2 separate regions of the Homo sapiens genome follow, and region 2 is linked to region 1. Evidence: chromatin loops called from intact Hi-C (ENCODE). Cell type or tissue: heart left ventricle. All regions are shown on one strand. Each heading gives the region's core, and the rest is flanking DNA. Links, peaks and the distances in the headings are about the cores only. Region 1 overlaps EPCAM-DT (EPCAM divergent transcript). Region 2 has its middle 7.9 kb from the start of CALM2.

Region 1 (12,568 bases), core at 2,494-10,493:
GTGCAGAGGCTCATGCCTGTAATCCCAGCACTTTGGGAGGCCGAGGCGGGCGGATCACCTGAGGTCAGGAGTTCAAGACCAACCTGACCAACATGGAGAAACCTCGTCTATATTAAAAACACAAAATTAGCCAGGCATGGTGGCGCATGCCTGTAATCGCAGCTACTCAGGAAGCTGAGGCAGGAGAATTGTTTGAACCCAGGAGGCAGAGGTTGCGGTGAGCTGAGATCACGCGATTGCACTCCAGCCTAGGCAACAAACTCCAAAAAAAAAAAAAAAAAAGAAAGAAAGAGAGAGAGAAGGAAGGAAGGAAGGAAAGAAAAAAAGAAAGAAAGAAAGAGAAAAGAAAAGAAAGAAAGAAAAAGAAAGAAGGAAAGAAAGAGAAAGAAAGAAAGAAAGAAAGAAAGAAAGAAAGAAAGAAAGAAAGAAAGAAAGAAAAAGAAATTGTCTCATGTGATTATGGAGGCTGAGAAGTCCCAATCCATCTGTGCTCAGCAAGCTGGACACCCAGGAGTGCTGATGGCATAATTCCAGTCTAAATCTGAGGCCAAAGGTAGAAGAAATTGATGTTTCAGCTTGAGGACTATCAGGCAGAGCAAATTTTCCCCTAAACAGCCTTTTTGTGTTCTATTTAGGCTTCAAGGAATTGGATGAGACCACATTAGGGCAGGCAATCTGCTTTACTCAGTCTACTGATTCGAATGTTAATCTTCTCCAGAAACACTCTCACAGACACATCCAGAATAGTGTTTTACCAAATATCTGGGTACCCTGTAGCCCAGGCAAGTTGATAGATAAAATTAACACTCACATTTATATTATATGTATTTTGCCACACTAGAAAATATAAAAGACAGAAGAAACAAAGAAATCAGGGAGTCCAACTTCCCTGTTGGATGAGCTGGGAAATGATTTGTCCTGAGTCACACAACTACCAGAGTAACCAGAAGAACCAAACCTGGGTGTCCGTGACTTGGTCCTAAGCCCTACCCCAAGGCCCCTTGTTTGGTGGAGCACATTCCATCACCTGCTCAGCCTTTGCATCTTAGAAATCTTTTAATCTTTTGATTACCCGCTTGGGGTTTCTACCTGGAGGCTGAAGAGTTCTCTCTTCTGCAAGGGTGGGAATGAAGAGGCAGGGGGCACGAGCTAAGGTCCAGCCCGCAGCCCTATCTATGGGGAGGTGAAATTCAAGACACCTGCTCAGGTAAGGAAGGTAGCTGCCCTTTCTTTTATGGAGATAAGGGATTATGTGGGCACTTTGCCCATGATGGATGGTCTCCCTGGCCTACTCCAGAGCTGGTCCTGTGGTCAGAATGTCCCCCATCCTCATCCCCCCGCCATGCATTGAGCATGACCACTAGCTGCTGGGGTCTCCTGGGTATTTGGCCTCCCAAACCAGACTGTAAATGCCCTGAGAGCAGGGATCACATCTTCTTTGCCAATGTTATCCTCCCTTACCCCACCCCAGCATCTGCCAAGCATCTCACTCAGGGCTCAGCACTCAATAACCTGCACAGTTCAGGAAACTCTCACAGATTGCTTCATACTTCCAAGCTCACATATCTTGTCAGAACATGTACCTTAGAAATCTGTATGGTTTCTCTTCAGGTAACTGCAGAGATCCTGAAATGCCAAATCTGGGGAGAGGTAATAAAGGAGGACTTGTGTGAGGCCTGGGAATGGACAGCAGGGTGCATGCAGGATCTGAGCAGCAGAGAATGAGGGCTGTCACAGGCTTCAGAAAATGGGCATGAAAGCCTGGTGCGGTGGTCCTGAAAGCTGTCACCTGGGGACAGCCACCTGCCAGGGATAGTCTAAGGAGGGATCATGTCCATCTCCATACCCAGGGCTGCTTCCACCTCCCTGGGCACATGTGGGGTAGATTGCTCTCAACCTTGCCCTGAGCTTCTCTGCGTCTCCAAGGCCAGAAGATGATGGTAAGATGACAAGAATGAGGGTTTATGGGGTATTGGCCAATGGTCACCTGCCTCATCACCCTCAGCTTTGATCACAGCCAGGCAATCATTGTTTTCAACCCCATTCCTGCCCCAGAACTAAGCCTCTGAGCTAGAATCCATTTCTACCTCCAGACAGAGACCTGTTTGGAGACTTGAAAAAAGTTACCAGCTCTATTGGCTGGGTGGTGGCTCATGCCTGTAATCCCAGTACTTTGGGAGGCCAAGGTGGGAGGATTGCTTGACCCCAGGAGTTTGAGGTCAGCCTGGGCAATATGACAAAACCCCATCTCTACAAAAAAATAAAAAAATTAGCCAAGCGTGGTGGCACGTACCTGTAGTTCCAGCTACTGGGGAGACCGAGGTTGGAAGAGGGGGTTGGGGGCATCTCTTGGCCTGGGAGGTTGAGGCTGCAGTGAACCATAATTGCACCACTGCACTCCAGCCTGGATGACAGAGTGAGACCTTGTTAAGAAAAAAAAAAAAAAAAGGAGAAGAAGAAGAAAAGAGAAAAAATATTAACCAGCTCCCATAGTCCCTTCTAAGATCTTGTCAACAAAAATTGTGAACGACTTTGAAATGGGCAATGCTTCCTGGGTGTCCTTTCAACAATGTCAGGCATTGTCTAGAGTAGAAGACCCTTCCTAGGTTGTCTGATTCTACAGGAATCTGTGCCTTTTATTGTCTTCAATGATGTGGCATCTCTGTAGAGACGTAAGTTAACTTATGGTAAGCTGATGCTTAAACACAAGATTCCTGTTCATAGAAATGCAAATGAAGAGGCCGGTTTTGCATCTATTAGTAAATTCCCTTTAACATCCCTGATTGCCTATATATGTGTCTGTTTCTTGGATTTTCCTGTGAACTGGTTGTAATATCTTACCAGTTCCCTCATTAATTAATCAATTGAATTGAAGTCACTGACATGCTCATTTTATATTTGTTTTTATTTTTTATTTTTAAAATATTTAAAAAAAATTTTTTTGAAACAGGGTCTCACTCTGTCACCCAGGTTGGAGTGCAGTGGCATGATCACAGCTCACTGCAGCCTCGACTTCACAGGCTCAATCAATCCTCCCACCTCAGCCTCCCAAGTAGCTGGGACTACAGGTACACGCCACCATGCCTGGATAATTTTTGTATTTTTTGTGGAGACAGGGTTTTGTCAGGTTTCCTAGGCTGGTCTTGAACTCCTGGGCTCAAGCAATCCTCCTGCCCCTGCCTCCCAAAGTGCTGGGATTCAGGTGTGAGCCACTGTGCCCGGCCTTATTTTATATTTGCATAAGAATTATAATTTTACCTTTTAAAAAATATCCTTTAACAGTTTTAAATATGGGTCTTGTGCTTAAGTTGAAGGAACAGAGAGGGAAAGGGAAGGAGGAGACGAGTGGAACTTGGCAGGTGGAAGGAGAAGTGGGAAAGGAGAAAATAAAAGAAAACCGAAAAGAAGGATTGAGAGGCAGAGATAGGCTGCGGGAAGAGTGGAGGGGAGGGAAAGAGCAAAATAACAAAAGTGGGAGGCAGAGAAAAGAATCTTATATATAGGGCGGACACAGTGGTGCAAGCCTGTAATCCCAGCACTTTGGGAGGCTGAGGTGGGTGGATCACTTGAGGCCAGGAGTTCGAGACCAGCCTGGCCAACATGGTGAAACCCTGTCTCCAAGTAAAAATACAATTAGCCAGGCATGTTGTCCTGAGCCTGTAGTCCCAGCTACTCTGAAGGCTGAGGCATGATAATTGCTTGAACTGGAGAGGCAGAGGCTGCAGCGAGCCAAGATCACACCACTGCACTCCAGCCTGGGTGACAGAGCAAGACTCTGTTAAAAAAAAAAAAAGAAAAAGAAAAAGAAAAAGAAAGAATCCTATATACAAATACAAATACTCTCTCTCTGCTTGAAGGAAAGTCTTTATTTTGAGTCAGCTATGAGAGGCCCTCTCCATCCCTCAGTCCGAAAGGGAAATTATTTTCTGCCTCTGTCGTTTCCCAGGTCACCAGTTATATTAAGCCAAGGTCCCTTGGTGGCTGCTGTCTGTAATTTTTCCACTCCCCATCCTTTTGAGTCAGATTGCAAAATAAGGACATTTTGAAACAGATTCTTTGTGATCAAGGCTGTGGACATGTGACTGGGGACTCTTTCAGGCCCTATGGAGCTGGGTAGGGTCCTTATTGAGGGCCCTGTTTAAATCAGCAACAGGAAGGCAAGCAGAACCACCAGGCTGCTGCCACAGGTGCTCTGACCCCAGCCTGCCCACTTGGGGAGGCCACGCAACATTCCCAGGCCTTCCCTAGGCAGGAGGACAGGGTTGCTCCTGCGGTGCCTTTGCCGGGGTTAGAAGTAGGTTCTTTGCCCTGCAATGTCCCCGCTGGCCTGGCATAGATCTGAAATTTAGAGAGCCAGTTGTCATAGTTCTAACATGCCCCTTCATCATGTGACTGCAGCTTCTCTTTCCAAATTATCTCCTGCCATACCTGCCCCACATCCAGTGCTCCAGCCAGGCAAGTCGACTTACCACCCTCTGAACATGTCAAATACGTTCACATCTCTATGAGCCTTTGCTCTGACTGTTCTCTCTGCTTGGAATGCCTTTTCCCTTTCTTCCCTACCCGATGACATCATACTCATTCTTTCCTCTTACTTCCAGGCAGAGTGAATTATTTTCTCCCTTGAGCCTTCATGTGTACTTTATATACATCTGTATTTAGACATAGCACTCATCGCTCTGGTTTGTAATTACTTGCCTGTCCGCCAGTCTGTTCTTCAAGGGCAAGAGCCCAGGCTTATTATTCATGGCCTGTCCTGGTACTTGGCTTAGTGCCTGGCACAATCATTCAGTCATTTCACAAATTTATTGAGCACTGACTATGTGCCAGGCTGTATTCTAGGTGCTGGGCCGTAAACAAAACTGATAAAGCTCTCCATTCTTGTGGAGCTTACATTCCCGCTGGGGAGGCAGACGACATACAAATAAACGAAAATAACCAATACGTTAGAGAGTGACAGGTGCTTGTGGAAAATCAAGGGAGCTAAGCACCCAAAGAATGATGGCGAGTATTGTTTTAGACAGGATGGTCAGAGAAAGCCTCTCTGATAAGGTGGCATTTACTTTTTTCTTTTTTCAAGATGGGGGTCTCCCTATGTTGCCCAAGCTGGTCTTGAACTCCCGGGCTCTAGCACTCCTCCCGCCTTGGCCTCCTGAAGTGTTGGGATTACAGGCGTGAGTCAGGCTGCTCGGCCATGGTGGCATTTAAATAAAGGCCCGAGGAAGGTGAGGGAGCAGGCGGGTCATGGGGGTGTCGGGAAGTGACCTTCTAGGCAGAGGGAACAGTGAGTGTAAAAGCCCCGAGGTGGGAGTGTGTCTGGTGTGCTTAAAGAACAGCATGGGGCCGATATGGCCATAGGGAAGTGAGTGGCAAGAACAGCGATAGGAGCTTAGCTCCAAGTGCTTAGGGCCATGCAGGCTAAGGCTCAGCTTTTACTCCAAGTGGCGTGGGGAACCATTGCAGGGATCTGAGCAGAGAAGACCATCTAACTTAAGTTTTAGAGCATTCACAATCTTATGGGACCTCCTGGATACTCTCTGGAAACAGATGGTGGGTGTTCACAAGGTCATCAAGGTCATCAGTAATGTGAGGCCAAGGCAACCAGCCCTTGGGGAGTGTGTCCTTGACCTTGACGGCAGGAAATGGGCGAGTCTGCTCCCTTAACTCTATGTTCCCCTTCTCCTTTTCCCTTAGAGAAGTGTCCCAGCTGATGGGGGCTTTCTGACCCGGGCACTGAACGAGCCTGGACTCTGGTGATACCAGGCAAATCTCGTGGGAAATAAACAGAGAACCCTGGCTTGTAACAGGAGTTTACCCCCAAAAGTCAAGGCAGACTTCCTGGAAGAGGAAGGCTCAGCTATCCGGTGATTAATAAAAGGCAAATCACCGCAAGAGAAACCAGCCTTTCGCGACCCTGGCAGTTGGACAGCATGGCTGTTGGTGCTGGGTCACCTTCAGAACGGCCTTGGCAAATGAGTGCTAATGAAAGCCTGGCTCAGGGACAGAATGAATGATTTAGACTACTCACCCCCTCCAGGCTCTCTCCTAGGCACATTTGGTAAATCCTTACCGTAATAACCAATAAGAGTTGAAGACATCGCCTCTCCACCCCTCCAAAGAAGGGAATGTCTAACGGTGGAATTGCAGGCACTGGGTAATGCTGGCTCCTAAGTGCCCTTGGGGAGGAGACTTCCGAGAATGCTTCTATTCCCATTACAAAAAAGGCTCCCATTCCCACCTGCCTTCTCCCAGAGAGGCTTGCGGTGACCACGACAGGTGCAACAGGGCTCGAGCTGGCGCGGGCGCAAGGGGTTCCTGGTCGGCCCAGGGCCGGGGTCCCAGTGCGCAGGTGGGCGGCGCCGCGTGCAATGGAGGCTGGCGGCCGACAGAGGGCGCAACGGAGCCGCTGGGCTCCCCCTGCTCTTTCCCGACTACCTCGCTGCCCAACTGCCCTGTCAGCCGTGTTCGCGGTGCCGCGGGGCGTGTGTGGGCGCCGTCAGGGAGGCCTTCCTAGGCCACTCCTCAACCATCATCTGCTGCCGTCCCTGGCCGCGGCCTAGCCCCATTTCCGGTCAACTTAGTCCCCCGCCCCCAGGCCGTCCAGATCTCGCCACACCCTCTGCAGGCCACCCCCACCCTTCCTTCCCTTCCAGGTGTGGTCAGTCGGGGAGGGTGGTGGCCGGGGGTGAGGGGCATGGTCTGGAGGACGTGGGCCCGGAACCCGGGAGTGAAGATTAGCGGTTTTGTACAGGGAAGCTGCAAATGAGAAGCCATAGCTGATTTCACCCCCAGCCATTGCCTTAGGCCTCGGTAGCCTCAAGCCTTAGGCCTGGGCGCTGGGATGGGGGCCTAGAGTAGAGTCCAGGGCCCCTGGGGAATGTGGGAAGGCATCTGCCCTGTTTACTTCTGCAGGCTCTGGCTGGTGATAGAGCCAATCATTATTTGTATGAATGAAAGAAAGAAATGGAGAGTAGTCCAGGCACGGTAGCCCATGGTGGCATTGCTTGAGGCTGCGAGTTGGAGACCAGCCTGGGCAACATAGCCAGTCCCCGTTGCTTAAAAAAAAAAAAAGAAAAGAAAGAAAAGAAAAAGAAATGGAAAGTGATCTAGGGATCTGTTTGTCTGTTTGCCTAAGACCCAGCTCTGGCCAGCCCTGATGGGTCCCAGGGGACCAGCAGGCTTTGCCATGCTCCTGTTGCTATGATACTTACCTGGAGCCCTCTCCCTCCATCTTCCCACACCTCACACGTTCCCTTTCACTTCTGCCACTGTTCCAATGCCCTTGCTAGTACTTGATCCAAATCTCTTATCCTAGCTTTCAATGTTCTGCATGGTCTTGCCCCACCCTATGAAGGGTAGCCGAATACACGGCCCTAAAATATGCCACTTGGGCACAAGGATTATTTTGAGCTGAAGGCAGTTGAGAAGAAGCAGAAACATGAAAAACTCTCTGCCCTCCCCCTATTTGCCTAAAAGCCGGATATAAATTTACAAGGGTGTCCCTCCTTCCCTCTCAATCAGGAAGGACAAAGGTTGATCACAGAAGACGGCCTTAGACCTCTATCAGCCTGGAGACAGCACCAGAGGAATCTGCATAAAAAGCTTTGCTAACTAGCCTTTATCTACCATTATTTTGTTCAGTTATTTGTCTTTCCACAATTGCCACCCCTAGGGACTCAAGGTCCATTGCTTTTGTCTTGTCACTTCTCTAAAATTGCATTGTTTTTTGTTGAAGATGCTATATAAGAGTTCTAAGTCATCTCTTCAAGGTTTTCTCATTTTCCCTGAGTGTCTCCCATGTTTACATATTAGTAAACTTCTGTGTTTTTTTCTTTTTCTTTTTTTTTTGAGAATGAGTCGCACTCTTGTTGCCCAGGCTAGAGTGCAGTGGCACGATCTCTGCTCACTGCAACCTCCGCCTCCCAGGTTCAAGCAATTCTCGTGCCTCAGCCTCCTGAATAGCTGGGACTACAGGCACCCGCCACCACACCTGGCTAATTTTTGTATTTTTAGTAGAGATGGGGTTTCACCATGTTGGCCAGGCTGATCTCAAACTCCTGACCTCAGGTGATCCACCCACCTTGGCCTCCCAAAGTGCTGGGATTACAGGCGTGAGCCACCGCACCCAGCCCTGTTTGTTTCTCCTTGTTAATCTGTCTTCTGTTACAGGGGTCCCAGCTAAGGACTCAGAAGGGTACAGGGAAAATTATATTTCCTCCCTGACACTATCTTACAATACGTGCTGGACTCTTCCATTGCTCCACTAAATCGACTCAAAGTAACATAATTTCAACCGGCCTTCCTCTGGCGAGCTGCCCATCCCCTTTTTCCCTATCAAGAACACCTCCCTTGACTTGCCTCCAAATCTTTCTCTTCCTTCAAGGCCAGGCTTCAGGAAGAGAATCCCATTCAGTCCCTTCAGGAAGCATTTCCTGACTTTTTCAGCCCATAATGAGTTTTCCCAGCTCTGAATGTGGCATTCACTCCTTGACCCCTTTTTTTTTGGTACCAATTATCCTACTGGGCTTTGTCCTATGGTACTTTTGTACCTGCCTTTTCTCTCTAGCTAAATTGTAATAATTTGGAAGGTAGGGTCCAAGTCTTACTAATCTTTTTCTTTCCCCCTTCCATTCATCATACATTTATTGAGCACCGACTACATACCAGGTATAAAGTCTAGTACATAAGGTCCCAAAGGAGTGTAGGACACAGCCCCCACAATGGAGTTCTGGAGAAAATAAAACACATGGGGCTTGAGAAAAAACAGGGAATGTGTCTCCCCCATGGAGCACTCATCAGAAAAATCTGGAGTGACTTCCTGTGGGAGCACTCAGCATCCTGAATGAAGAAGCAGTCTCATTCTCAGAGGGAGTGGCTGCCCATTCATGGAGACACTCACTCACCCGTTGCCTCATTCATTCATTCATTCATTTGATAAATATTTGTTGAGTCCTCACTTTATCCAAGTGACTCATGAGATTGGTCACACTGCAGCCCAGGGCTGGCTGGAGTGTGTGTGGTGGGGGTGGTGGGGGACACCAGAAGCCCGGAAAGCTTTAGGGGTGTGTCACTTCTTTGTCAGTTCCTGTTAAGAGGCATGAGTCCCTGCTGGAAATGGTCTTGGGAAAGATGGGGTGGGCGTGGCAAGGGCAAGAAAGCTTGGAGTTTCATGGAGGAAAGGAGGATGGATACCAGCCTTCTCTGAGGGCAGGGTGCCAAACCCTGCCTGTAGTTCCCTTTGGAACAGTTTGCTCTGCCAAAGAGCAGGTTCCCTTTAAAGTTCTTTCCTTCCGTGATCATTTGGGGCTTTTCAAACAGCCCCATGAGGCATTGGGTCATATACCAGCCAGGAAAGCTAAGGCTAGGAGATTTATGATTTCCCCCATAGTCACTGGGCTATGTCAGGCCTAGGCTTAGGCCTGGCCTCCCCAGTTTCGTTGTAGAGGGCTATGTTCTTGACACCTTTGGACCCTGTATGCCAGACTTTACACCTGGTATGTGGTAGATACTCAACCTGCTCTCTCAGCAGGAATCAGTCAGAGGGGAGGAATCTCTGGCTCCACATAGTGAAGGAGGCAGGCCTCTGGAACAGAACACTTTAAATTTCAGACCAAAGTGATGGCCTTCATCATATCTAGCCACTGGCAGCTCTTTGGCTCTCACTCAGAAATTAAATGATAACTAATTACCAAATCCTAACTCCAATTGACTTCCAAACTTTACTTATTTATTTATTTATTTATTTATTATTTTATAAAAATATAAATAGAGAGAGGGTTTTGCCATGTTGCCCAGGCTGGTCTCAAACTCTTGGACTCAAGCCATCTGCCTGCCCTGGCCTCCAAAGTGCTAGGATTACAGCTGTGAGCCACCGTGCCCTGCATTTTTTTTTTTCTTAGAGACAGGGTTTTGCTTCACACAGTCTACAGTGCAGTGGTGCCATCATACCTCATTGCAGCCTTGACCTCCTGGGTTCAAGGGATTCTCCTGTCTCAGTTTCCCAAGTAGCTGGGACTACAGCTATGTGCTACCATGCCCAGATTATTTATTTATTTATTTATTTATTTATTTATTTATTTATTTATTTTTTATTTATTTATTTTGTAGAGACAGTGTCTTACTATGTTGCCCATACTGTTCTAGAACTCCTGCAAATTCTTTTTTTTATTTTTATTTTTTTCTGAGATGGAGTCTTGCTCTGTCGCCCAGGCTGGAGTGCAGTGGCGCGATCTCAGCTCAGTGCAACCTCCGCCTCCCAGGTTCAAGCAATTCTCCTGCCTCAGCCTCCTGAGTAGCTGGGCTTACAGGCACCATCATGCCCTGCTAATTTTTGTATTCTTATTGGAGATGGGGTTTTACTATGTTGGCCAGGCTGGTCTCAAACTCTGGCCTCTTGATCCGCCCGCCTCTGCCTCCCAAAGTGCTGGGATTACAGGCGTGAGCCACCGTGCCCGCGCCACAAATTCTATCCTTAATGTCCAAATTCTAACCCCTCCTTTAAATCATTCACTCCTTTATTCTAATGGGAATACATCACTCCACCCCTAAGGGAAACTTGGCCTCTCTCAAATCCTCATAGCCCCCAGTGGGTTCAAGCATCCTGGGGCAATGAGAAGGTCCAAAATAAGGGTTGCATGCATGCCAGGGAGGAGCTGGTGACACCACGAATTTGTCTTCATTATGAAAGTGACCCCCTTTCTCTCTCCAGGTACTCAGGCTATCATGTTGTCCCCAGGCCCTCCTGGAAGGAGGGGAAAAAACATGGTGTTAACCCTTCTAGATATTTTCTAGCAAGGCCTAAAACAGGCAAGGCTTAGCAGAAGAGATGAAGCATTAGCAGAAGGAGTCCAGGTATTTAGGCATGAATTCATTTATTCAGGCATGAATCAGATATAATCCCCACCTTCAGGCGGATTGCGACCTAGAGACAACTGATTTTCTTCTAAGAACGCTTACAATGAGTTAGGTACCAGTGTTACGTATTTTCCATGTTATATTTTATTTAATTGCTACTATCCCATGGAAAAGGAACTATTATCCCATTTTGTGGATGAAGGAACTGAGGCTCAGCACTAGTAAAGGGCAAAGCCAGAGACTGAAAGCCTCCTAAGTCCCCTTTCCTGCATTGTTTCCAGGTGGGGCAGGTGAGAAAAGTGATCCAGTAACCCTGGAGGCTGTTTCTGATTCAAGTCACCTCCTGCACCACCTAGGCCCGAGCTGCAGGCTGTGGAGCCAGGAGATGGGTCCAGATTCTCTCCTAGGCTGCACCCACCTCGGCTAGGCTGAGCCTATTAGATTGCAGGCCCTGTGGGCAGGGCTGTTACAATGGTCGCCTGGCGTCAGTGGTCAGGGCCTGGACCCTGGGAGTTCTGTTGTGTGGTTACTGCTCTTTTCCCTGGTGTGTCATTCTTGTTGACCACCAGGGTTCCAAGCCACTGGAGAGCTTCCCATTGAAGTCACAGCCAGACTTGCTTTCTCCACAAAGTACAAAGCCCTGCCTTAAAGGGAGCAATTCTGCTTCTATTTTATGAGTATTGTAAAATAATGCTATTTAGTAACTGGTTATGTCAGGCAGCTACTCTATGCCCAGCCTTGTGGAGAGGAATGACCCCTGCCCTTAAGGTGCTTACAACGTGGTCATAAAATATATGAACTAATGAGTAGGGCATAATAATAATAATAATAATAATAATAGATGACATCTGTAGAGCATTAACTGCATACCCGGGGCTGCAGCTTTCAACAGGACTATCTCATTTAATGCAAAATAACATCAGCACACATTATCGCAACTTTACTGCTGCAGTATGTAACAGGTGGGAAGAGCCAGGGAAATGGGATCGGAAGAACTTTCAAATTTAAATCTTGTCAAATACTACCTGCATGATGCTTGGAAGGAACCTGGAAGTTACTTAACGTATCTGAACCTCAGCTTCTCTAGCTGCAAAATGGGGAATATTTTAAACCCCTAGGTAAAAAGTTACCTGTGAGTCCTCCAGGAACTCTCTCCTTTGACACACATTCTGGTCAGCCCCACATTCTCCTGGGGGATCTGACTCTTCCAGAGAAAATTCCTGCTAGAGGTGTTAGTCCCTCCCATCCTCAGACCCCATCTACACAGGTGAGCCCCGAGGGCTGAGCACCAGGACAAAGCCTTCCAGCAGTATAGACATTTTTCTTCTTTCCCCCTACTTTGTTGTTTTTTGTTTTGAGACAGGGTCTCACTGTGTCGCCTAGGCTGGAATACAGTGATATGATCATGGCTTACTGTAGCCTCGACCTCCTGGGCTCAGGTGATTCTCCCACCTCAGCCACCCAAGTAGCTGGGACTACAGGTATGTGCCACGTTGCCTGGCTAACTTTTTAAATATTTTTTTCGTAGAGACAGGGTTTCATCATGTTGCCCAGGCTGGTCTTGAACTCCTGGGCTCAAGAGATCCATCCACCTCGGCCTCCCAAAGTGCTGAGATTACAGGTGTGAGCCACTGCACCAGGCCTACTCTCCTACCTTTTGTTTGTGTATTTTTTTGGTAACCACAATCCTTGATGTTTCCTAAAGTCCAGTAGA
Region 2 (12,568 bases), core at 3,506-11,505, 89 kb after region 1:
TGTGTAGCAGTTTATCATTGGAATAATAATTCTGGTTCCCTTTAAAAATGTTACAGTGACTGCTCTTCAAAATAGACTGCAGAGAAAAGCATGAGAGATGCTGTGGGTCACTGATGGGGAATCATAATTGACCTCAGCTTTTGTCGAATGGTAACAGGCTTTCAGGGTATTAGATCATCACATACCACAGAACTACAAATATACTGCCCTCAAAGTCAGGGGGAAATTTTCCATTTTCAATTTATAAAACTACATAGCACAGACTGGTATAAAGAGGCAGCTTGTTGGTTGGGCTGGAACCTCCAGGAAGATAGCCCTTCAGGAGCCTGCCATATTGTAAAAACCTGTTCAACTTCAATCCTTTTGCAAAAGGATTGTGTAACTTTCACAGCCCAGTGCTTACTGGAATAAAGGCATACTGCACAAGTGAAATCACTGAAAAAGGGATCAATACCTAGATGAAATATCTCAGAATGCTGGGGCTGGGAAGAACCTTGGGAGGCCATCTATTTTAACTCCCTCAAGGCTAGTTGGCATATTTTAATGTATTAAAACTAATGTCTAAAGAGCTACAAAAGCTAACTGTCTGAAGAATTAAGATTCTACCTCTCTTCAGGAAACTCCATTTGTTGTTGTTACTGTTTCTTTTATTTTACTGCATCATAAAACTTCAGAATGAAGGATACAAAGTTCTAGTGGAGAGGAAGTCATTAGCCAACATCATTATTGGAAGAAATGATTTTGTACTGTTAATGACAGTATTATGTTCACTCCATAATTCAATAACTGTGAAGCAGTCTCCAATGAAGAGATGTGGATATCTCTGTTCAAACTAAACTGGGCCACAGGCCAAACTGACCAAATGTATTGTTTTTAAGATTTTAAGTTGACTCAATAAATTCCAAAGTCTAGCAATGAAATAAAAATAGTTAAATGATTCACTCATAAGTGTGTAGCAGCCTCAGGAATGAGTTGGTCTACACTAGTACAATTAAAGTAAATCAAACTCCAATCTTAAGGGAACCTGCCCCTTGACGTAGAGGAGGAAGAAAAGACTGGAGGGCCACCAGGCCTACTTTCATGTCCTCACTTCAAACCCTAAACTATGTCTCCTCTTCTTAAACTCCTAGAATATCTCATTTTGTCATTTTCTACCTCCCAATGGAAAATAATTCTCTTTTCCAAGATGCTTCAGACAATCCTAAAGCTCAGCCACTTGTGATCACATCCACAATAAGATATTATACGCACCCCAACCTTGCTTTACTTCTTACTGGGCTGAATGTTCTGGTTGTCTTCCTTGTCTTTCTATCTTCCAGGTGCCCATCATGGTACCTAGTATATAGTAGGTATTCAACTTTTCTTATTGCTGATTGTTTGTTAACACAATTTTAGTGGGATCTGCAAATTCCATATGAACCCATACTTTAGTTTGCCTCTCAGCAGTAAACCTGCTTTCTCAACTCCAATCTCTATTTTCTGTCTGACAAGAATTATTTCTGTCTGCAGCCCATTATATTCTAGAAACCACAGATTTTTTTTTTTTTTTTTTTTTTTTTTTGAGACAAAGTCTCACTCTGTTGTCCAGGCTGGAGTGCAGTGGCACGATCTCGGCTCACTGCAACCTCTGCCTCCTGGGTTCAAGCGATTCTCCTGCCTCAGTCTCCCGAGTAGCTGGGATTACAGGCACGGGCCACCATGCCTGGCTAATTTTTTGTATTTTTAGTAGAGAGAGCATTTCACCACGTTGGCCATGCTGGTCTCGAACTCCTGACCTCAGGTGATCCACCCGCCTCAGCCTCCCGAAGTGGCGGGATTACAGACGTGAGCCACTGCGCCTGGCCTACAAACCACAGGTTTAAATCTTGCCTTCGGAAAGTTTTTAGTCATAAAAGTTTTAGACATCAGAAAGAATTTCGAATTCCTGACCTCAAGTGATCCACCTGCCTCAGCCTCCCAAAGTGCTGGGAATACAGGTGTGAGCCACCACACCTGGCCTCTATTTGTTTCTTTGTTCTCCTAGTGCCTACTTCAGTGTTGGGCACTAGCAGGTACTGAAGAACCTGTGATTAATGAATGAGTGAATGAGAAAACAAGTACTCCCAAGCAGAAAAGCACACTGTTTGAGTCTGGGATTCAGGCAGAAATTAGTTAGAAATCTGAGGCCTACTAGCTGTGTGACATTGGGCAAATTATGTAAATCCTTTTTGCCTTAGCTACTCCATCTGTAAACTTGAATGGTTGCAGAACTGCCCCTATAAGTCACATGGGGATTCAATGTGACACTAAATGTAAAATGCTTAGCACAGTTCCAACAACATAGTGGATACAGTGTTTGAAAAAGTTAGTTACTATTAGCATAATGAGAAGTGATTAAAAATGCACACAGCCTGGGCATGGTGGCTCACGCCTGTAATCCCAGCATTTTAGGAGGCAGAGGCAGATCGCTTGAACCCAGAAGTTTGAGCGGCAGGTGAAAGGTTGAGATGGTCAGGGCCCGGACAAAAGAAAAGCATGGACCCTCAGCCAGCAGCATGCAATTATAACTGCCTTTGGCAGAGAGACCAGAAGTTTGAGATCAGTCTGTACAACATGGCGAAACCCCGTCTCTACTACAAATACAAAAAATTAGCCGGATGTGGTATTGCACTCCTGTAGTCCCAGCTACTCAGGAGGCTGAGGTGGGAGAATCATCTGAGCCCAGGAGGTCAAGGATACAGTGAACCAAGATCCAAGATTATGCCATTGTACTCCAGCCTGGGCAACTGGAGTAAGACCCTGTCTCAAGAAACAACAACAACAACAAAATAATAAAAACACACACGAAGAGGTGATAAGGGTGGAAGATGGGGGTTACCGCAGTTGCTATGGCTGGGTTAGAGAATCAGCAGAATTTTAAAGAGGGTAGCAATGGGAGTCAGTCATTCATATGATATAGGAGACCAGCTTGGAGCCAGGGAAATGGGTTCTAGATCTGACTCTTTCTCCAACTATGCAGGATCTTGGGCAAATCACCCCAACTTTAGGGTCTTAATTTCCTCATTAGAGGGTTGCACTAAATGACCTCTGAAATCTCTTCCCACTGAAACGATCTATAACTTGAGGGAAAGGATTCCTAGCAGCGTGCATGTGCTGCTTTTAGTGAGGGTGAGAGAGAGAGAGAGAGGCAGAAAGAGAAAGATCACAGGCAGGCCAATTTTCTAAATTTAATCCAACGAGCACCTGGTTCTTAAACAAAACCAATTCATATTGTTAAGTGACAGCAAGAAAAGTTAATATTATGCTGGTTCTTACTATCCAAAGGGACTTTACTAATCTCCTTTAAATCAAGAGATCATGTGACAGACTTGCCATCTGAGGCCCAGAGAGGCTATGCGGGGCTTATTCCAGATGACAGAGCTAGTTGGTGGTGATGTGGATGCAAATCCCTACTTCCTGAGTAGTCCCTGTGCAACAAGGGGTCCCCTATACAATGTCAAGTGACTCGGAGACAGAAGAGAGCACAGCCCATGAGGTGCTTGCTGGGGAGGGGAAACAGAACGCAGGGCTTGCTGGAGATAACTTCACTTGACACAGAAGGACGCTGCTGAAGGAGAGCTTTTGGTCACAACTAAAAGTTTTAATACGATAAAGTTAACTAAGAATCACTGGCAAGTAAAATTATTCCAGTTTTATTTACTACTAAGAGACACAGTAAACCTAGACCAAATATATTCAGACAAGATTGGGTGCATTCAGGGTGGTATGGCTGTATATAAGACAAAATATATTCAAATAAAGAAACTTGAACACAAGAGAAAATTAACATGGGTACAAACAGTCCAAATAATAGTCTAATGGGTTTGTATGAATATTGGAATGGGGAACTGGGGCAATGGCTGTCACTCTTTTTCTCTCCTGACCTTGGGGTCTCCCTAAGGAGACCAAGTATTGAACTCTTAGAATAAAGCAAAGCTCCTGTTCTTTCCAAGGCTTCTCTGCCTCCCAGAAAGGCGGCACAAAGCAGCAGCAACACCAGCAGCAGCAGCAAGTGTAAGGATCAGAGTGGGGGCTGTGGGAAGATGTGGTCTCTCTGCCAAAGGCAGTTATAATTGCATCCTGCTGGCTGAGGGTCCATGCTTTTCTTTTGTCCAGGCCCTGCCCATCTCAACCTTTCACCTGCCGCTTCCCAGTGGGCTTTATGATATTATCCATATTCCAGTTTGATCCAGTGCTCACTTTTTACACCCCCAAATATGACACCTTGGGGAAGAACTGAAGGAGCTACACAGAGATGGCATGAAGAATTGAGTGCTGAGAGCAAGGGTTCAGGATAAAGGCTGTATTGAGAGGAAATGTTTCTGAAGGCCTAGGGAGAGCCATTGAAGTGTTTATGGACAGGATGAGTGCAAAATATATAAAATGGTGACTTTTTTAAAGTTTAGAATGAAAAAAAAAAAGGATGCATTAAAAGTCTCTGAGGATCCTTGAATAAAATGCTGATCCTGGGTCCAAGCAGAGAAAGTACAAGGTGAGTCTGGAACATTTTGTGCCAGAAAGCAAGAAAGTACCCAAAAATGGATGGAGAAATATCAAAAAGATAAAAGGACACAGGAGCGGCTTGAATAGTCCATACTGGCCAAATATGAGACAACTTGAGCACCAAAAATTAATGTGAATGTAACTGATTATAATACACTGAATTAGAAAAAAAAATTCTGCCAGTCAATAGTAATGCTTACAACAAGAGAGAAAGGGAAAAGAAAGTACTTCGTTACAAAAAGAATGCTAGCTAGTACATGCAGAAGGGATTACAGAATAGAAAACCCATAATTTTTCAACCTACAATGTAATTATTGATTTAGACAAGGATCATCAATGGGTGATAAAATCACTAGGTAAAGATTTGGGGAAACAGAATATTCACACAAAGACAGAGCTTTGCCCCACAGATGACTTTATAAGATGACTTAATTAAAGCGGGAAATGTAGCTTTACAATGGTGATGTCTGGTAAATGTCATCATAACTAAGTGATCAAATATATCATCACTAATAGTGGAACAATTGCTATTAGATGCTCTTGAGATTATGCAGTGTGAAATACACAAATATTACCTGCGAAGTATTTTTGCCAAAAGTCTTCAAGCTTAATCTTGTCAAGCCTTTAGACTAAATTGTAATTTATAGGAAATGCAGAGGTAGAGGTACAAGTTAAATGACACTATGAGGAAACAATCAGACAAATCTAAAATGTAAACATTTTAAAAGAAAACTGTCCTGAGTCTTCAAAAATATCAGTGTCATGAATAAACAAGCAAAGGTGGGAGAACTGATCTAGATTAAAGGAATTAAGAGTCTAGGTGGGGCGTGGTGACTCATGCCTGTTATCTCAGCACTTTGGGAGGCTGAGGTGAGTGGATCACTTGAGATCAGGAGTTCAAGACCAGCCTGGCCAACATGGTGAAACCCCATCTTTACTAAAAATACAAAAATAAGCTGGGCGTCATGGTGGATGCCTGTAATCCCAGCTACTCGGGAGGCTGAGGCGGGAGAATTGCTTGAACCTGGAAGGTGGAGGTTACAGTGACCGGAGATCATGCCACTGCGCTTCAGCCTGGATGACAGAGAGAGACTCCATCTCAAAAAAATGAGTTGCCTGGTGCGGTGGCTCATGCCTGTAATCCCAGCACTTTGGGAGGCCAAGGTGGGCAGATCACGAGGTCAGGAGATCGAGACCATCCCGGCTAACACAGTGAAACCCCGTCTCTACTAAAAATACAAAAAAATTAGCTGGGCGTGGTGGCATGCGCCTGTAGTCCCAGCTGCTGGGGAGGCTGAGGCAGGAGAATGGCATGAACCCGGAAGGTGGAGTGTGCAGTGAGCTGAGATCACACCACTGTGCTCCAGCCTGGGTGACAAAGCAAGACTCCGTCTCAAAAAAAAACAAAAAAAGAGTCTATTAGCTAGGTGTGGTGGCATATGCCTGTAGACCCACCTACTTGGGAGGCTGAGGCAGGAAAGTCACTTGAGCCCAGGAGTTCGAGGCTACAGTAAGCTTGGCTCATGCCACATCGCACTCCAGCCTGAGCAACAGAGCAAGGCTGTCTCTTAAATAAATAAATAAATAAAAAGTCTAAAGAGATATAACTTTGCAAAGTATGGCTCTTGTTGGATCTGAGTTAGAGAAAATAAAACAGCTATAAAAGCATTTGGGGAACAAATGGGGAAACCTAAATATAGATGAGATCTAAGATGATGTGGAATTTATTTATTTTTTTGAGACAGGGTCTCACTGTGTTGCCTAGGCTGCAGTGCAGTGGTGCGATCACAGCTCACTGCAACCTCTGCCTCCTAGGCTCAGGTGATCTTCCCATCTCAGCCTCCTAAGTAGCTGAAAATACAGGCACACACCACCATGCCTAGCTAATTTTTGTATTTTTAGTAGAGATGGGGTTTCACCATGTTGCCCAGGCTGGTCTTAAACTCCTGGGCTCAAGTGATCCATCCGCCTTGGCCTCCCAAAGTGCTGGGATTACAGGCATGAGCCGCCGTGCCCGGCTGATACGCAATTTTTTAAACAGTTTGATAACGGTGTTGTGGTTTTACAGGAGAATATCCTTGTTCTTAGGAGAAATATGCTGGAATTTGGTGCTGATGTATGATGTCTACAACTTTAAAATGATTCACTTCAAAAAAATCTGCATGTCTGTATGTGGTGTGTATGTGTATGTGTGTATAGAGAAAGGAAGAGACAGAGACAGAGAAAGTAAAGCAAATGTAACAAACATCAGCCATTGCTGAACCTAGGTGGATAGTATATGAGTGGTTAAGATACTATTTTTCAACTTTTTGTACATTTGAAATCTTTCAAATTAAATTGAAAATGAAATTTCTAAGGAAATATTTGGTCATTAAAAAGCTTATCCCTTGGCCAGGCGCAAAGGCTCATGCCTGTAATCCCAGCACTTTGGGAGGCCAAGGCAGGCAGATTACTTGAGGTCAGGAGTTTGGGTCCAACCTGGCCAACATGGCGAAATCCCATCACTACTAATAATACAAAAATTAGCCGGGCATGGTGGCGTGTGCCTGTAATCCCAGCTACTTGGGAGGCTGAGGCATGAGAATTGCTTGAACACAGAAGGCAGAGGTTGCAGTGAGCCAAGATTGTGCCACTGCACTCTAGCCTGGGCAACAGAGTGAAACTGTGTCTCAAAAAAAATAAAAAAAATTAAAAACTTACCCCTGGCCTGGTGCAGTGGCTCACACCTGTAATCCCAGCACTTTGGGAGGCCAAGACGGACGGATCACTTGAGGTCAGGAGCTCAATACCAGCCTGGCCAATATGGTGAAACCCCATCTAAAAAAAAGAAAAAAACTTACTCCTGGCAAAACATAAGCTCTTTCATTCCTAATCAATCCTGTTATTGTAAAGAAGAAAGATATATTCCCTAAGTGACTCCTATTTCCTCATACAGAGGGGAAACTAAGCTCTTCCCTTCCAGGAAAGGCTCTCTGCAGATATTCTGAAGCCACAAGAGGGGAAAATTCCCCAGCAAATATACTCTCTTTCTTGTATTGACGTGATTTCAGAGCATCAAAAATAAAAACGAATAACATGAGGGATTTACAGTGTTCAGGAATTAATCCATACCCTTCCAATCCAGCCTTAACAGGGTACTCATCTGATCCCATGCCCTCATCAAGGTGACAGCTGCCTTCTCGGACTGTCTGGTCCCTGGTTCCTGATTTCCCTTCAGAAGAGAGGTCAGTGCATCTCAAACAGAGAGCAAAAATGGCAGATGAGCTTCCAAACTGACATTGTTACCAAGAGTTCCATGGAAGATAAAATAGATAATGTGATCCTGAGCACAGAACAAAGAATATTGAAATATGGAGAAGAGAAAGAAGATGGGTAGGTAGTTTATTTGGAACATCCAAAAAATCTTTCAAAGCAGACAATGATTTATGCCAAGTTCCACAAGCAGAGCCTAGAAATACTGACTAGCTAGTTAAACGGGAATGGAAGACAGCGTGAAAAAGGACAGAGAGGTCCTCAGCAACGCCAAATTCCCAGCCTTGAGAATGGGCATCCCAATTTCTACCTGTCAAACTTGCCAAAAGATACTAAAAAAGCAAGCCAATATGAAGAAAATGAAGTTACACTTTGAGGTACCTTTGCAAAAATTCACACCTCCATATAGCCTTCCATGCTGCCAACAATACACCAAAATATCAATCACCTTGTTTCTGGAAACCATTCAGAGTGAAAGCACAACATTTTTACAGCTTAATTACTTGGTGGTTAATTGCTTTAATTCATAATTTCATGAAGCTAATATGGTCTGAACCATAAATTCTCTAAATAAGATGAGAAAAACCACAATTTAAAAATTGTATACAGAATTATTGTACAATACAAAAACCCAAAGAAGATGAAAGCTATATTTGAACAAGTATGTATTTAGCATTTTCTTTCTTTTTTTTTTTTTTTTTTTTGAGATAGAGTCTAACTCTGTTGACCAGACTGGAGTGCAGTGGCACAAACTCAGCTCACTGCAACCTCCACTGCCCGGGTTCAAGCAAATCTCTGCCTCAGCCTCCCGAGTAGCTGGGGCTACAGGCGTGCACCACCACACTTGGCTAATTTTTGTATTTTTGGTAGAGACGAGGTTTCATCATCTTGGCCAGGCTGGTCTCGAACTCCTGATCTCATGATCCACCGGACTCGGCCTCCCAAAGTGCTGGGATTACAGGCATGAGCCACCGTGCCCAGCGTATTTACCATTTTCAAATTGATTTAAATAGTAACTTCCATAAGAAGATTAGAATTGCCCTGCTGGCTACTTTCTCTGATAAAAAAAATTTTTTCATTATTTTTAAGACAACATATGCTTTGTAAACACTATCTGAATATTAAAAGCCATGTGAAAAAGGCATGTACAAAATGATAATATTTTCGTTCATTCATCTACCTATCCATTCAACAAAATGTATTTAGCATTAGCTATGTCCCAGCATCATGCCAGGTGGTAAGGGTACAGACATAAATAAGGTCCCTCAAGGAGCTCAGCCTAGTTGGGGCAACCAACCTGTAAGAAAATAGTACCATCAAGCTTTAAGGATATTTTGAGAGATAATGATTATTTCACTTTGAGTCACAAGGAGAGGCACTGGTGGAGATAGGAAGACATCACAGGGGATGTGATGCTTGGGTCAAGTATAAGCAGATGTTCAGCAGGCAGTGGAAAAGGAGGAAAAGACTTTCTAGGCAGAGGGAGCAGCACACGCAAAGATGTGGGAGTGGGAAAGTGCACAGCACATCCAGATACCTGGGAGTGGTTCAGTGTAGCTTTGGTGACAGAGTGAGGGAGGCACTTTTTAATGAGACCAGAATAGAGGAGAGGATGTCTGGGTGAAAAGATCATGTGTTCAGTTTTGGATGTGATGCCTGAGGGCCTCTAGGAGGTGTTGCCAGCAGGCATTTTCAGCACTGTCTATAGACTTGGGTAAGAGAGAAGCTCCCTTAGCCTCCTTTTAGAGGACTCTGTTCTGTCCTTCCTCCAGGTGTACTCCACACACAGGCCAAGGGGACTTCCTCACGCAGAGCCCACACACTCCTACCCCTTCTAGACTATACCAGGTCCCCAGGACCACAGAATTCCTTGTTCAAACAGCCCAGAGCCTGCTTCCAGGGCCTGTGGAGTAGGTGTAGTGTGGAGAGTGGACCTGAGGATGATGTTGACAATGGAGATGGTAATGATGATGTCTCTGTTCCTTTGTGTTTCTTTTCTCTTTCTCCACCTTTGCCCAAACTTCTACAGATCACATTCTCTAGGAAGCTCCCTACTTACCCATTAGCTTGTCACCATGTGCTTCCATGGTCTCCCACGTTCATCTTTAGCACAGCACCTTTCTAGCACCTCATAGGCTACTGGTATTTATAGAATGAGTGGTCATGGTTTCCAGAGTGACCCACCAACCACCCTGGTTTGCTTGGAACTGTCTGGTTTTAGCACTGAAAGTCTAGCATTCCAGGAAAACCTCCAGTCCTAGGCAAATCCAGGAGATTGATCACCCTTAAACTGACATCTGAAATTTTTTGAGTGAGCAAATAAATGATTGTTAATATCAAAGCTGAAGGCACCCAATTTTTCCTGTGTGTATGTGAGCAGAAACCCATTCAAGGTATCTGGGGGATTCATTTCCTTCTCTGTACTCTTCAACTCCCATCTCAGCAAAACATGACCTGGCTGGATTCCTGACCCAGCTCCGTTTTTTCCCATAATCTTGGAGGAAGGATAGTTTAACTTTCTGAACCAGGGCTCTTTATCTGAACCACAGAACAAGAAATTGATTTCAGTACTATTCTCTCAAGGCTGGTACATAACTAGTACCATTCTAGATGCATAGAAGTTGATTCAATACATAATTCAATGCCTTAGGATATTTAGGATTTATTTCTTTTATCTGTTGAGAAACACATAGGCCTTAAAATCAAGAATGCTACTGGGGGCCAGACACAGTGGTTTATGCCTCTAATCCCAGAAGTTTGGGAGGCTGAGGAGAGAGGACCTCTTGAAGCCAGGAGTTTAAGACCATCCTGGGAAACAAAGCAAGATTCTGTCTCTACAAAAAATTTTAAAAATTAGCTGGGCGCACTTTGGGAGGCCGAGGTGGGCAGATCACGAGGTCAGGAGATCGAGACCATCCTGGCTAACATGGTGAAACCCTGTCTCTACTAAAACATACAAAAAATTAGCCGGGTGTGGTGGTGGGCACCTGTAGTCCCAGCTACTCGGGAGGCTGAGGCAGGAGAATGGTGTGAACCCAGGAGGCAGAGCTTGCAGTGAGCTAAGATTGTGCCACTGCACTCCAGCCTGGGTGACAGAGCGAGACTCTGTCTCAAAAAAAAAAAAAAAAAAAAAAAAATTAGCTGGGCGCAGCGGTTTGTGCCTGCAGTTCCAGCTACTTAGGAAGCTGAGGCGGGAGGATAACTTGAGCCCAAGAGTGCGGCTATAGCAAGCTATGATTACGCCACTGTACTCCAGCCTGGGTGACGATGAGACCCTGTCTTAAAAAAAAAAAAAGCTACTGTGATTGTCCCTTTGCCCTTCACCTTGGTCATTAGCACAGATGGCTGGAGGAGGGAAGCTATGGGAAGGAAGTGTCAAAGGATAGGGCTTGTGTTATCTCTGACCTGCAAATTGAGGAAGAGGTGTGGAGAGGAAGTACATTCTCACTTTCCCAACATGGGCAAAGGCAGAGAGCTGTAAGGTTTTACCAGTCAGGACAGGAAAATTCAAGGACAACCACCTTCTTGGCCTTGGCATGTTGGTCATCACCAACCTTCTCAGTGGCAATTGCCAAAGTCAGGCAGCACTGTATGTCATGTTGTGGAAGACAAATGCTCTATAAATAAATTGACTTGAAACAGTCTCAAATACACATAAACCACAATGGCTTTAAATGTAACTCTTGACTTTTTTCTCATTTTCTTTCTCTTCTAAGAGAGGTCAGCAAGGAAAGTTCTGCAAGAGAGGCTTTACGGAAATCCAACCTAAGAAACCTGGGAGGACTTTTATGTATCTGTTTTAACAAACATATTTCACACCTAAATATTTGTTTAAAAGCTCCTGGAGGCTTTAAACTCCAGAGATGGATACATACATCTCTGAGCATGCACCTGTATTTCAGACTTAACGATGCACTTGTTATATGCTAGACATCCATCTTTTTAAAAATTCATTTTCTAGAGGAGGTGATTATTCATTTTGTCATTCAATTTCCCATCATTAAAAATTTCATGCAGTAAAATCACTGCATACTAATGGGGTACTGTGTAAAGAGAGTATTTTTAGTGACTAAGTTGAAAGAAAAGATCATTGATGGCTCTTCCATCTGAGGATTTGAGGAGTAATCAGAGACAAATTTCTGAGGAATACCTTGGAAAGACCTGGAAGCTACCAGAATGCAGAGTAATGAAACGGAGGCCTTAGGGCTCCGTTTTCAGCTCAGATTCTGAAGCAGAGGTGTCCGCTTTTAAGTAACATTCTGTCTCGATGGTATTCCATTCACAGGATAAAGTTAATTAAATCTCCTTTCCCCCCACCATCATTACGTCACCACATTAGCGAGGACAATAGAAGCACAGGGTCCTGAGTTTGCACTGACTGGTCATTCATCTGAAAAGAAGGTCACAGGGTTGCCAATGCTAATTGGAAGAGCATTTAATGCCTGGTTTGCATGACTGAAAGAAAGAGGACCCACCTCTGGCCTGGCAAAGAAAAGATTTTTGATGGTGTGAGAAAATGTCTAACTTGGCTAAAGGAGGTTAAATTCCACTGAAGCCTTCCAAGTGGATGCAGGTAGCTGTTAGCATCAGAAATGGTCTTGCTGGGCAGGGCAATGTTCTCTAGGGAGCTGTCTTCAGTAGGCAAGATTTCACCTTGGCTTGCAAAAAATGCTGTTCACTGGGTTTTAAGGGTCTACATGCTTGTGCTTTTTACTGGAAAATTCTCAGACCTTGATATGGCCTGTGATGATTTCTTTTTTTTTTTTTTTCTGAGCTGGATTCTACCAACAATCTT

Evidence for each region. Hi-C counts contacts between places; a loop is a spot of excess contacts. Peaks named below come from ENCODE experiments on the same cell type or tissue, not always from the same donor. Only the 100,000 strongest peaks of a DNase experiment are listed, where the experiment ranks them.
Region 2: a loop joins it to region 1, with 3 times the contacts of the local background. A loop is called at or near these places in 86 of 110 quality-filtered maps.

What each region holds. Positions count from the first base shown.
Region 1 is chr2:47,266,368-47,278,935 of GRCh38, reverse strand. All of the region lies in intron 3 of EPCAM-DT (EPCAM divergent transcript), which reads left to right. Among named protein-coding and RNA genes, the nearest start is that of BCYRN1, 63 kb to the left of the region's middle. RefSeq lists enhancers at 3,732-4,232, 4,233-4,733 and a silencer at 6,293-6,472. In heart left ventricle, for the core only: a CTCF peak has its summit at 6,377 (motif pointing right); a DNase peak (open chromatin) is centred at 6,495; H3K4me3 peaks cover 1,042 bases; H3K27ac peaks cover 4,804 bases.
Region 2 is chr2:47,178,117-47,190,684 of GRCh38, reverse strand. No RefSeq gene overlaps it. Among named protein-coding and RNA genes, the nearest start is that of CALM2, 7.9 kb to the right of the region's middle. In heart left ventricle, for the core only: no CTCF peak of the experiment used is centred there; no DNase peak of the experiment used is centred there.